2 separate regions of the Homo sapiens genome follow, and region 1 is linked to region 2. A link is a loop called in an ENCODE intact Hi-C map of the cell type or tissue named here. Cell type or tissue: heart left ventricle. All regions are shown on one strand. Links, peaks and the distances in the headings refer to the core of each region. The heading gives the core; the rest is flanking DNA.

What was found. A loop is a pair of places that touch in the nucleus more often than their neighbours do. Peaks named below come from ENCODE experiments on the same cell type or tissue, not always from the same donor. Only the 100,000 strongest peaks of a DNase experiment are listed, where the experiment ranks them.
Region 1: a loop joins it to region 2, with 2.3 times the contacts of the local background. A loop is called at or near these places in 9 of 110 quality-filtered maps.

The regions. Positions count from the first base shown.
Region 1 is chr4:159,046,075-159,051,462 of GRCh38, reverse strand. It overlaps a transcript of SPMIP2 not described here. Among named protein-coding and RNA genes, the nearest start is that of SPMIP2, 14 kb to the right of the region's middle. In heart left ventricle, for the core only: a CTCF peak has its summit at 3,156; a DNase peak (open chromatin) is centred at 3,152; H3K4me3 peaks cover 823 bases.
Region 2 is chr4:159,172,420-159,177,807 of GRCh38, reverse strand. All of the region lies in intron 1 of RAPGEF2 (Rap guanine nucleotide exchange factor 2), which reads right to left. Among named protein-coding and RNA genes, the nearest start is that of MIR3688-1, 46 kb to the right of the region's middle. RefSeq lists an enhancer at 1,690-2,422. In heart left ventricle, for the core only: CTCF peaks have their summits at 1,876 and 2,077 (motif pointing right); a DNase peak (open chromatin) is centred at 2,127; H3K4me3 peaks cover 1,338 bases; H3K27ac peaks cover 2,101 bases.

The sequences.
Region 1 (5,388 bases), core at 310-5,309, 130 kb after region 2:
TTCTATTGTGTACGAAGTACCAGGCACTGTGGGGAGAGGCATGGGAAATGGTGGGTGTAATCCTTTCTTCTGAGCAGTTTACAGTCTGGTGGTATTAGATTTTCAAGAAGGACGAAGCTCCCCCCAAAAGTCCATGTGAAATCTTAAGCAGTTTCAAGCAATAAAAAAGCTATGTGCTAGATACCTTTTCCAGAAAACATATCACTTTGCATTCATCTGAACATAATTCAAACCACATTTACCAAAACTCTGGTTACTCTGTTATACAGCCACTTTGCTTTTATGTTTCTGTAAGAAAATGCAAAGAATAGCACTTTTTTGGAAACATCTTTAAGATTTTTTTTTTTTTTTTCTGAGACGGAGTCTTTCCCTCTGTCCCCCAGGCTGGAGTGCAGTGGCGCGATCTTGGCTCACTGCAACCTCTGCCTCCTGGGTTCAGGTGATTCTCCTGCCTCAGCCTCCTGAGTAGCTGAGACTACAGGCACCCGCCACCATGTCTGGCTAATTTTTGTATTTTTAGTAGAGATGGGGTTTCACCATGTTGGCCAGGATGGTCTCGATTTCCTGACCTGATGATCCACCTGGCTCAGCCTCCCAAAATGCTAGGATTACAGGCGTGAACCACGGCGCCTGGCCAAGATTTTTTTTTATAGCTTTTTTTTTTTAACGGATGAGTTCTTGCTCTGTCACCCAAGTTAGCATGTAGTGTTATAATCATAACTCACTGCAGCCTTGAACTCCTGGGTTCAAGTGATCCACTCACCTCAGCCTCCTGGGTAGCTTGTGACTACAGGCACACACCATGGCTAATTTTTTATGTTTTGTAGAGATGGGGTTTAGCCATGTTGCCCAGGCTGGTCTCGAACTCCTGGGTTCAAGCAATCCTCCTGCTTCAGCCTCATAAAGTGCTGGGATTACACGTGTGAGCCATCATGCCTGGCTATCTTAACATTTTAAACAATAAAATGCTGTTTACATTTATCCAATCTTAAGGCTCTCTGAGTCTGGGCTGTTACTGGATATGGTGATCCTTACTCCTAACCCATCCCCCTTTCTTCCCCCTCCCTTCTTTTTATATTATACTCACACTATCATGAATTGCAGACATATTTATTAAAAATGCTATCACACCTCCCTTTCCATTCTTTTCCCTTTCAATACAGCAGGCCTGTCCTCAAGTTAGGGAGTCACACCTGTCCACTTCTCAAGCCTGACAGTAGTTATCAGGAAGCACATTTCAAAAAAAAAAAAAAAAAAATACAGTGGTGGCAGTACCACCCAGTGAGAAGAATGAATTCCAAATGCTGTCAAAATAAAGACTGGTTTGATTAATGCCAGCATTCACTTTATTTTCATGGCTTCCCCTGCAGGGTCAAAAAGAGCAGCCCAGGGCCAGAGAATATGTGTTGACACTAACGGGCACCTTTTAGCAATGCACATTTTTAAAAGTAACGTCTAAGTTACTTGACATGTTATCAAGAGATTGCCTTATATCTATCAAGAAGCTTTAAGGCTCATTTTCTACCAAGACATCTCCAGTACCAAATTTTTTTCTCTCTTCTGTGACAGCTACAATATCAGTGATGTAATGCAGTATATATTTGAGCTCTCTATGACATCTGTGGAAGTCAAACCCTATTTTCCAGACAGACACAAAAATCATATGGGTTTTAATTCATTTTAAGTGGATTCTAACCTTGTATAAAAAAATTGAGAACAGGTGATCAATATTCTTAACGAATCATAAAAATTCAGAACATTCTAAAGAATAAATACCTTTAAGAAAAGTTGATGGAAAATCCTAAGCTGAAATCAAACAAGTGATTGTATTTAAAATCACTTGATTTGCCAAAATAGCTAGAAGAGAAGCTTTGGAATATTTCCAAGAAATGACAAGTGTTTGAGGTGAGGGATATCCTAAATGCCCTGATTTGATCATTACACGTTGTCTGCGTATATCAAAAGAAGCACCCCAAAAATATATACTACTATTATGTATCAATAAGAATTTTTTAAAAAAATCACTTGGTTTGCATTCTATCCCTTAATCAATCTTTGCGAATCTTGATCTCATCTATATGTTTCAGACTATTTTCTTACATCTTCTCAACCATTTTCAAAGCTATTGTGGTGCTTTTAGGAAACCAGTAAAACAATTCTTAACAATTCTTAGACTTGTGTGCAGCGAAAGAACAGAAAAATACGAGAGCTTACTTGGTCCAGCTGGACCTTCTTGTTTACTTAAATAAAAATAATAAGCTAATCTGTGTTGAAGATAGAATCCACTGAAATGTCACAAACTGACGTTGCTTTATCTTTCTCGACAGTGTTTTCTCAGAAATCCCTGCCATCTTTTTGTCAATTTACAATAGAGAATTCTTTTATTTTCTTTCTATGAAAATCAGAATTGGTAATATTTAATAAATATAATAAATGCACCTGACATAACCTTAACATTTGACATCTATATTTTAAGTCATTCAAATTACATTATGTCAACTAAAAGCCCACGTTTTATACTCCGATTCAAAAAAAATTTTAACTTTATATCATTTAGTAAATTATCTCAGGTTTTAAAAAATAATAATTATTAAGCCTAGGATGGTGTCGCATATCTGTAATGCCAGCTAAGTCTGGAGGCTGAGGCAGGAGGATCACTTGAGCCTAGAAGTTAGAGTCCAACCTGGGCAACATAGGGACACTCTCTCAAAAAAAAAAAAAAAAAAAAAAAGTGGAAGGGGAGAGAAAAAATTATTAGTTATCATTGTAAACAAATTTCTTTGACAATATCATCCTTTGCAAACTGATAGGCATTTTCAATTCGGGATCCTTGTGTATATTGAATGTGGGAGGAAAAACCGTGCAAAGCGTCCCCTCCCCCTGCTTCTGGTCCAAGATTTTCTTGTGGCTCGGTGGCTCTAGGTTACGTCCATGTGGCTCTGAGCCAAGAGAAATGCCTATGGAAAGGCTGTTCTCAACAGAGGGCTGTCTGCCTTTGTGAAAGACGAGAAGACAAAGCCTAATACAGTGCAACTTCTTTAGAACATTTTCCAGGGAACTGAACATTTTGAATGTTGTACGTGGGAAAACATGCGCCGTGAGAGCAGCACAATGACGGCATTTCACTGTACTTGCACTTGCCAGGCATTCCAGCGCGCCCTGCCTACGAGGCTAACAAATGGGCTTCAACAGGAGATAGCACAGGCTCGGGAAAGCTCTCCTACCCCACCCCCTTTTGTGCTTACACAAAACGGTCAATTATGTCCTTCTGAAACAGAGGCCAGGTCTGTTCTCAAATACCATGCTTTGGAGGAGGTATGATTACTTAAGCGAGTTCAGGTGGCCTAGAGAAAGGCAAAAAGGCAAAACAGTACCTTTACAGACTGCAAAACATCGCTAAAAGCATGAACAATCATCTCTGAAGGAAGGTAAGCACACCAGCACGCGGTAAGCATCCTCATCTCTAAAGACTGGGAGCAGGAGCTCTTTTATTTTCCCTCTTTGTGCTTTCTCTATTACATGCCATTCTGTTACATGCTATCATATCATGGTTCACATATTTGAAACCCCGTCTTCTTATTCATTTAGATTTATTTCAGATTATACAGAATCTCAGGCCACTGAGGAGCAGGTAGTGGGGCAGGCCATTCTCTTTGTCTTTCTTCCATTGTGCTGTGTAGACCCAGAGGCAGGGCTCTCCATAGAACTGGGATTGGGCAACCTCACTGTCAACTACTGGCTCCAGCCTAGTTACTTTTCTGCAGAGCTTGTTTGGTACAGCGCAGGAAATACTACTTCGCTGGGGTTTTCAGTTATCTAAGAGCATCTTGGTATTTTTCAGATTACCAAGAATCTGTGGCAATGTGACTATGACTCAACAGATAAAGCAACCAAGATAGATGACTGATGGAAACCCTGTGTTTTCTAAGCATGTATGATAAGCACTAGGAGATAAAAAAAAATTTAATCAATCAATGGAACAAGGCAGGAATGAGAAGAATGTTTCTAATTTAAAATCTAGCATAAATTTTGCCCTTAAAATCAGAGAAAATATAAAGAATCAGGAAATTTTTTAAATACAAAATTAATCAAGAAAAGTCTTGCTTAAATAGATGAGTATATGGTTTCAGACACAAATAAATGTATATATGTATGGGGTTTTCCTTTTCTGTTAGGATTAAGTAACTTTTTGGAGCAAATTTATTTAGAAGTTGATTATTCAGTTTGTGTATAAAAATCTACTTTTTATAATTTTTTTAAAAACTATAAAATGCACAAGATTAGATTTTTTTGAAAAACACAAATAATATTTTTAACTTTTCTAAATGCTAGGTTCCAGAGCATAAGTGGTCTAACAAAACTGATCAAGTCATGGTCACTGAAGTGGAGTGCTCTAAAAGGCCTCAAAGAATACAGGAATGAAAGAATGAGGCAACCAAAGGTCAAAGTCTGGATAACTTCCAACTCTCTGTCCATCAACCCCGCCTTACCACACCTCTTATGGATCGATCATTCTTCCACCATGTGATGGGTTGTATAGAGTCAGCTTTGATGCTTAACAGGCTGAAGCAGCACTATAAACAGCTGAAGGGCTGGGCGTAGTTGCTCACGCCTGTAATCCCAGCACTTTGGGAGGCCAAGGTGGGTGGATCACTTAAGGTCAAGAGTTCGAGGCCAGGCTGGCCAACATGGTGAAAGCCCGTCTCTTCTAAAAATAGAATAATTAGCTGAGTGTGGTGACATGCACATGTAGTCCCAGCTTCTTGGGAGGCTGAGGCAGGAGAATCGCTGGAACCAGGGAGGTGGAGGTTGCGGTGAGCCAAGATTGTGCCACTGCACTCCAGCTTGGGCAACAGAGCAAGACTCTGTCTCAGTAAAAAAACAAACAAACAAACAAAAAACAAAACAAGAAATGAACAAACAAAAAAACACCAAAACTGAAAGTTCAATATTTAACATTCTTGCTCTTAAAATACTCCCAGTGCTGCTGAGGACTTCTCATTGGCTACCTGTAACCTGTATCCCTACCTCCTGTTGTTCATGCCCTTTGTAATGCCCTCCCCTTCAATGTGAGCTGGGTTTTGTGAACTTGTTTCTAGCAAACACGATGGGGCAGAGGTGATGAAATGGCACCTGTAAGATTAGGTTACAAAATAACCGTGGCTTCTGTCTCAGGTGCCCTCTCTCATTTTCTCCATCTGAAGGAAGCCGGCTGCCCTTTTTTTTTTTTTCTTGAGACAGGGTCTCACTCTGTCACCCAGGCTGGAGTGCAGTGGCTCAGTCACTCTCATTGCAGCCTCGACTTCCTGAGTTCAAGTGATCATCCTGCCTCAGCCTCCCAAGTAGCTGGCACACACCATGACACCTGGCTAATTTTTGCAGACAGAG
Region 2 (5,388 bases), core at 126-5,125:
TTATTAATAACGGGGTTAAAAGCTAGATTATCCAATGCTCAAATTCACATCTATACCCAAATGGTGAAGGGGCAGAAAAGGGGAAGTTCTGCAAGTTTCATTATGTTTATTGATACGGTATGGTTAAGTGGATATGCTATGGTTAAGCTGCAGTGTTTTATTTAGGAGATCTCAAATACTTCTACACTAAAACATACAAAAGAGCTATCCTAAGAAGGAGAGAGATGTAATAAAAGGAATACAAGCTTTGGAGTCAGATGGGCAGAGTTCAAATCCTGATCCCCACCACTCCCTAGCTGTGTGACCCTGGGTTTGTTAGTGAGACCATATTTGCAAAAGACGGTGAATAATATCTATGCAACTAGGCTGTGTGGCTGAAATTACACATAGTTTCAGTACTGATAGTTTCATGGCAAAATCAGATCCTGGAAAAAAAGGTGATTGAGTTCACTGCCAATGAGATCTGAATAAAAGCACAAGTAATCCTAAGAATATAAAATTTAAAATATTCCTGAGACACTATATATATCAGAATTTTTACAAATTAATGTATCCTTTTATGATGTGTCTGTATGCCAAAAAAAAAAAAAAAAGTTGAATGAATTCTTATAATACTTATAAGGGTCCCTAAATTGTCTGTTTTATAAATCCAGATTTTTATATTAGGTTTAAAGAGAAGTGTACCTGACATATATTTTATCACATCTGTTATAAATATACTTTCCAAATGACATTGGTAAGAAATCTCATATCCTTAAGATTGAGAAAGAGGAGAATGGGGAAATTTTCCAATTTGAAAACAGCCACTTAATTTTTCCTCCAAGAAAGATTGGCTAGGAACATATTTAAGACTGGCAGAGCTGGACAACAAACTGTAAGTATTTTCCTCTCTAATGTAAGTTTACCTTCCATAGCTCAAGACTGTTTTACAACACTTAAAATGAAGTCGTTAAAAAAAATTCTGCATGCATTCCATTAACATTTGGACCTACAGACTTTCTACCTTTAAAACATTCCTTATAATATTTACACTTCACTCTTAACATTGTTTAAAATTACAAGAGGTTTCCCACAAGTTTCAGGTCACATTGGAGTTACTGAAACTGACTTTGAAGACCTAATTTAATTTAGCACCGTTCTTGGATATTTTTTCATCTGTGGATGGTATTAGAAAACAAATTAAAATTTTGTATATATTTTCTTCCAAAATATATCCACACAACTGAAGTATTATTTGAAAAAAACCTGTTATATTGAAGTAATTCAATATAACACATCAGTAGCATATTGTCAGGTTAAACCTTTTTAACATTTTTTTGCAGTATTTCCCAAAATATGCCCCACAGTACCTTGTCCTATACAACATTGTATAGCATATATTTCTGCCAGGTTCACAAACTACATTAAAGTTCATGCAGGAGAGGGACTAATAACTTTACCCACGAATTTCCCAAACAAGGCTAATGCTGTCTTTGAGGTGGGGGCGGAGGGTGCCTGTTACCTCCAGAGCACGTATCTGCTAACACTGTGTCAAGCACACCATGTTCAAACCACCTCGTTCCAAGGCTCCCCACACTGGAATGAAACCCAAACACCAACAACCTCTTGTACCCTTTCCACATGATGACCAGCAGTCTTTGGGTACAGCCTAACACAAAGTCCCTCCAAACACTCTTCCATCCTCCTCTGCTCCAAGACCCCATTTAACACTGGCAGTGAACACTTCCTTTCTGAGCCTCTAAAGTTCTTACCACCTTGACCATTCACATTAGGGCCTTCACATGTGCTCTATGTGGGCACTTTAATAGGTTTGTATTTTATGTCCTCGATCAGAGAAGCACCTTGAACAAAGACACTCGTCTTCTCTTACATCTCTTTCTCAGCTCTGCATCTAGCAACGAACGGTGGATGTGCTGGGTGCAAAGAAAGAAAAGGGCAACATTCCTGCAGGGGTGGTGGTATGCATGATCTTAAGCACTCCCTGAGAACAGGGAGAGAAAGAAATGCAGGAAATGTGTTTTCAATCTGTGTGTTACGGCTTCAGAAAACTCACACCTATACAGGCTGAAATAATTCTGTAAATAACCACAAGGTGGCAGACTGGACCAACCGTCCTTCCTAGAACCCAAAAGCAGTCGCCGGTCTCGCAAGTGAGTCAACACAGAGATGGGGGTTTAAAGCATTCCTGAAGATCATCTTAAAGAATATGATGATTCCTTTCTCTTTATGTCCCTGACGAAAAGGGGCAGGAAGTCGGGAACAAGTCCATCAGCACTCCTATTAAAACTGTTTAACTTCTATCATCCTTAGCAGGGAAATGTTTATTTTAAAACAGCCTCCCCAGATCTTTGTAAAGCACCAGAGCAAATAAAACAAAAATGTCATATCACCAGCCTGCTGAGGTGCTTTGTGCATCCGAGTGACTCATACCCCAGAGTTACATCATCACATACTTTTGAACAATGTAAGAAAAAAAATCCATAGCAGAGTGTATGGTTTTCAAAAAAAAAATTATTATTTTAGAGTTACAATAATTACTTTAACCCTAAATCATATGAAGGCAAAATACTGTTTCTGAACTTACTAATTTACACCCAAAAGAAAAACAATCTCCTAGGATTGTGATTTCATTCAAATTCACATCAAAGCCCAGGAAAACCTGATAATGACATTACTGGTCATTGCTGATAAGGCCCTCGTATATTTCTTCAGCCTCGGATTCCTAAACATTATAAGACACATGTATGGCTTAAACTTTATTAAGACATATGTATGGCTGAGTGCAGCCATATATGTAATCCCCACAAATGGCTTGAGTCCAAGTTTGAAACCAACATGGGAAACACAGTGAGACCCATCTCTATAGAGAAAAAAGAAAACAAAATTAGCCAGGTGTGGTGACGAGCACCTGTGGTCCCAGTTACTGGAGAAGCTGAGGTAGGAGAATCACTTGAGCCCGGGAAGTTAAGGCTACAGTGTGCTGTCACTGTGCCAATGCACTCCATTCTGGGCAACAGAGCAAGACCCTATCTCAAAAAAAAAAAAAAGAAAGAAAGAAAAGACATGTATGAAGAATGCTAGAAGTAAATTATAAAGACTCAAGTCATTCCCTGTTTGTCTAAAACTTCTTCAGGTTTCTTTTCCAGAGGAAAAAAATAAACAAATCAATCAAAAAACTTCCTCAAGTGTTTTCCACTGAAAAAGGCATGCTTTTTTAGACTGAGTTTTTGAACAATTCCTAAACTTGAGACAAAGGTGATTAGTAATTACCTCATTAATTAGCCATAAAAATTACAAAACAGACTTGTAAATTACAACAAAACACTCTTTTATCCCATTCGTCTTCTAATTCAAGTTGGTGTCAGGGAGCCCCAGAGCAGTCAAGTGTCAAGGGACAAGAGCTGAAGAAGGTACCAAGTACTTCATAAATTTTAAGGGACAGATGAAGTATCATCTATAATCTGCATTCTCAAAGAGTTTATCTCTCATTGAAGAAAACACAAGGGTTAAATGATATAGTCACAACAGAAGTCACAGGCAGTTTTTATGATTACCAACTGGGTGTTATGTTTAGCAACCTAAAATGCATACTATGCACCATGTTAATTGTCACGTCCCTGGGAAAAATGATCCCGTAAGCAAGTTTCACTTGTTAAGTTACGATTTTTCATTAGAAGAAGCAACAATTTAGTTTTCACCAAAAACTCATTTTGTTAACAAATAAGAAAAGAGAAAGTGTCCAAAATCAGTTCGCAATTCCTGTTTTCAAGAGTCAGTATAAATATTTCCCCTTCAGAACAATGTATTACACCACCAAGCCTACAGCTTCCCAGAATTGCCATCTCTTAGGCAGCAAAAATACATTTAACAAAAGATATCTTCATTTTAAAAGTATCTTATTTTAATAGACTCTCAGACTGCAATATTTGTAGTCAAATTTTAATTTACATGTGTAGATTAACATACTATATTTGCACTGGTTTTTTCCATCAAAAGTTAGCAGGCTGTGAATGATTACATTTAACATTTAAGTAAAACAACCAAAAACAGAAATCAGCTGCGTATACACACAGAGAACAGAGGCACAGACATACACTCTCTCTCTAATAAAATGATTCCTGAACTATCTTCAATTTCAATTAAAAAATAACATCAACCAAACACCTTCCCCACAAATTCTCCTCTATCAGTAGAGTTAAAACCTTCAGCTTGGTGTTCAATTCATTTCCCAAATACAGTCTGGCTCCAGTTAAACCTCCTAGAAACCTTGTTGAGCTGGGGGTGGACAGACAGGGGCTGCTATACATCATTCCACTGAACTCCTATCTCCGCAACAAAGGGCCATAGAGTCTGCACAAATCACCCTCAGGAAACCTCAAGTTTCTAATACCAACCTAATTCCAGAGGCACTATCAACAGCACTCATTTTGAACATTCACTGTACAAATCTCAATAGTCCTACCACGGTAGAGTTTAGATAGTCTTAATAAAAGCAAAGCGGAATAGGTCACTGAGGACACCAGTTCTTTATTGCCTCTTAGCAAAAAAGAAGTACTCTTTGAATGGAAGGTTTTAAATATAGAAAATTTCATTGTAGCCATTTTTCTAGGACAAAAGACAAAAATAATTTGACATCTGTTTTTCCCATCTTGAATGTTTTACCAAGGAGTCAACCACCAATAGTACTACTTATTCTCAAATTTTCTATTTCTCAAGAGGACAGGAGAAGCAAATGAGAATATTCGACATATGTAATTAAAGCCTTCCACTATTGGTCAGAAAATGAGCTAAAATGCTAAAGAAATTTTAGGTCTGTTCAAAATTGATCTCTTTTAGACCTATCCATGAAAGGTGAAGGAGCAGAGAAGAGGAATAGTTTATCCAATCAGATAAACTATTTAGGGAAAGGGTGCAGAGGAGGGCAGTTACAGAAAATGCTGGGTATTACTGAATTTCAAAGAAGAATCAGAGACTTAAAAATATGTAAAAATATGTATTTTCTAATCAAGTGCTCCACTAGAAGGGACAGCAAGTTATAGTTTCTGAAGTATCTCACCTTTCAATACATGTTTTGAATTCTCCTTTGAAGCTAAGAATCTCACTTTACTTATCCTACTGATAACTGTTCTACCTCCCCCACTTACAGAGGAAGTAGCATGCGTGCATTACAACTTAAAATTGTACATGTGTACATTTGATTTATATGACAGACTCCATCACATTCATAAATAAGTAGACCTTTACCTTCACAACATTGATACTCTGACATCCCACCCCCAACATTTAAAGCCCTCAGATCATCATTACCAAGATTCTCCAGAAATCAGAAGGAAGCAAAGAGCCCTTGGGGTGGTAAGAGTGAATATCCTATGAAGTCAATTACTGCAG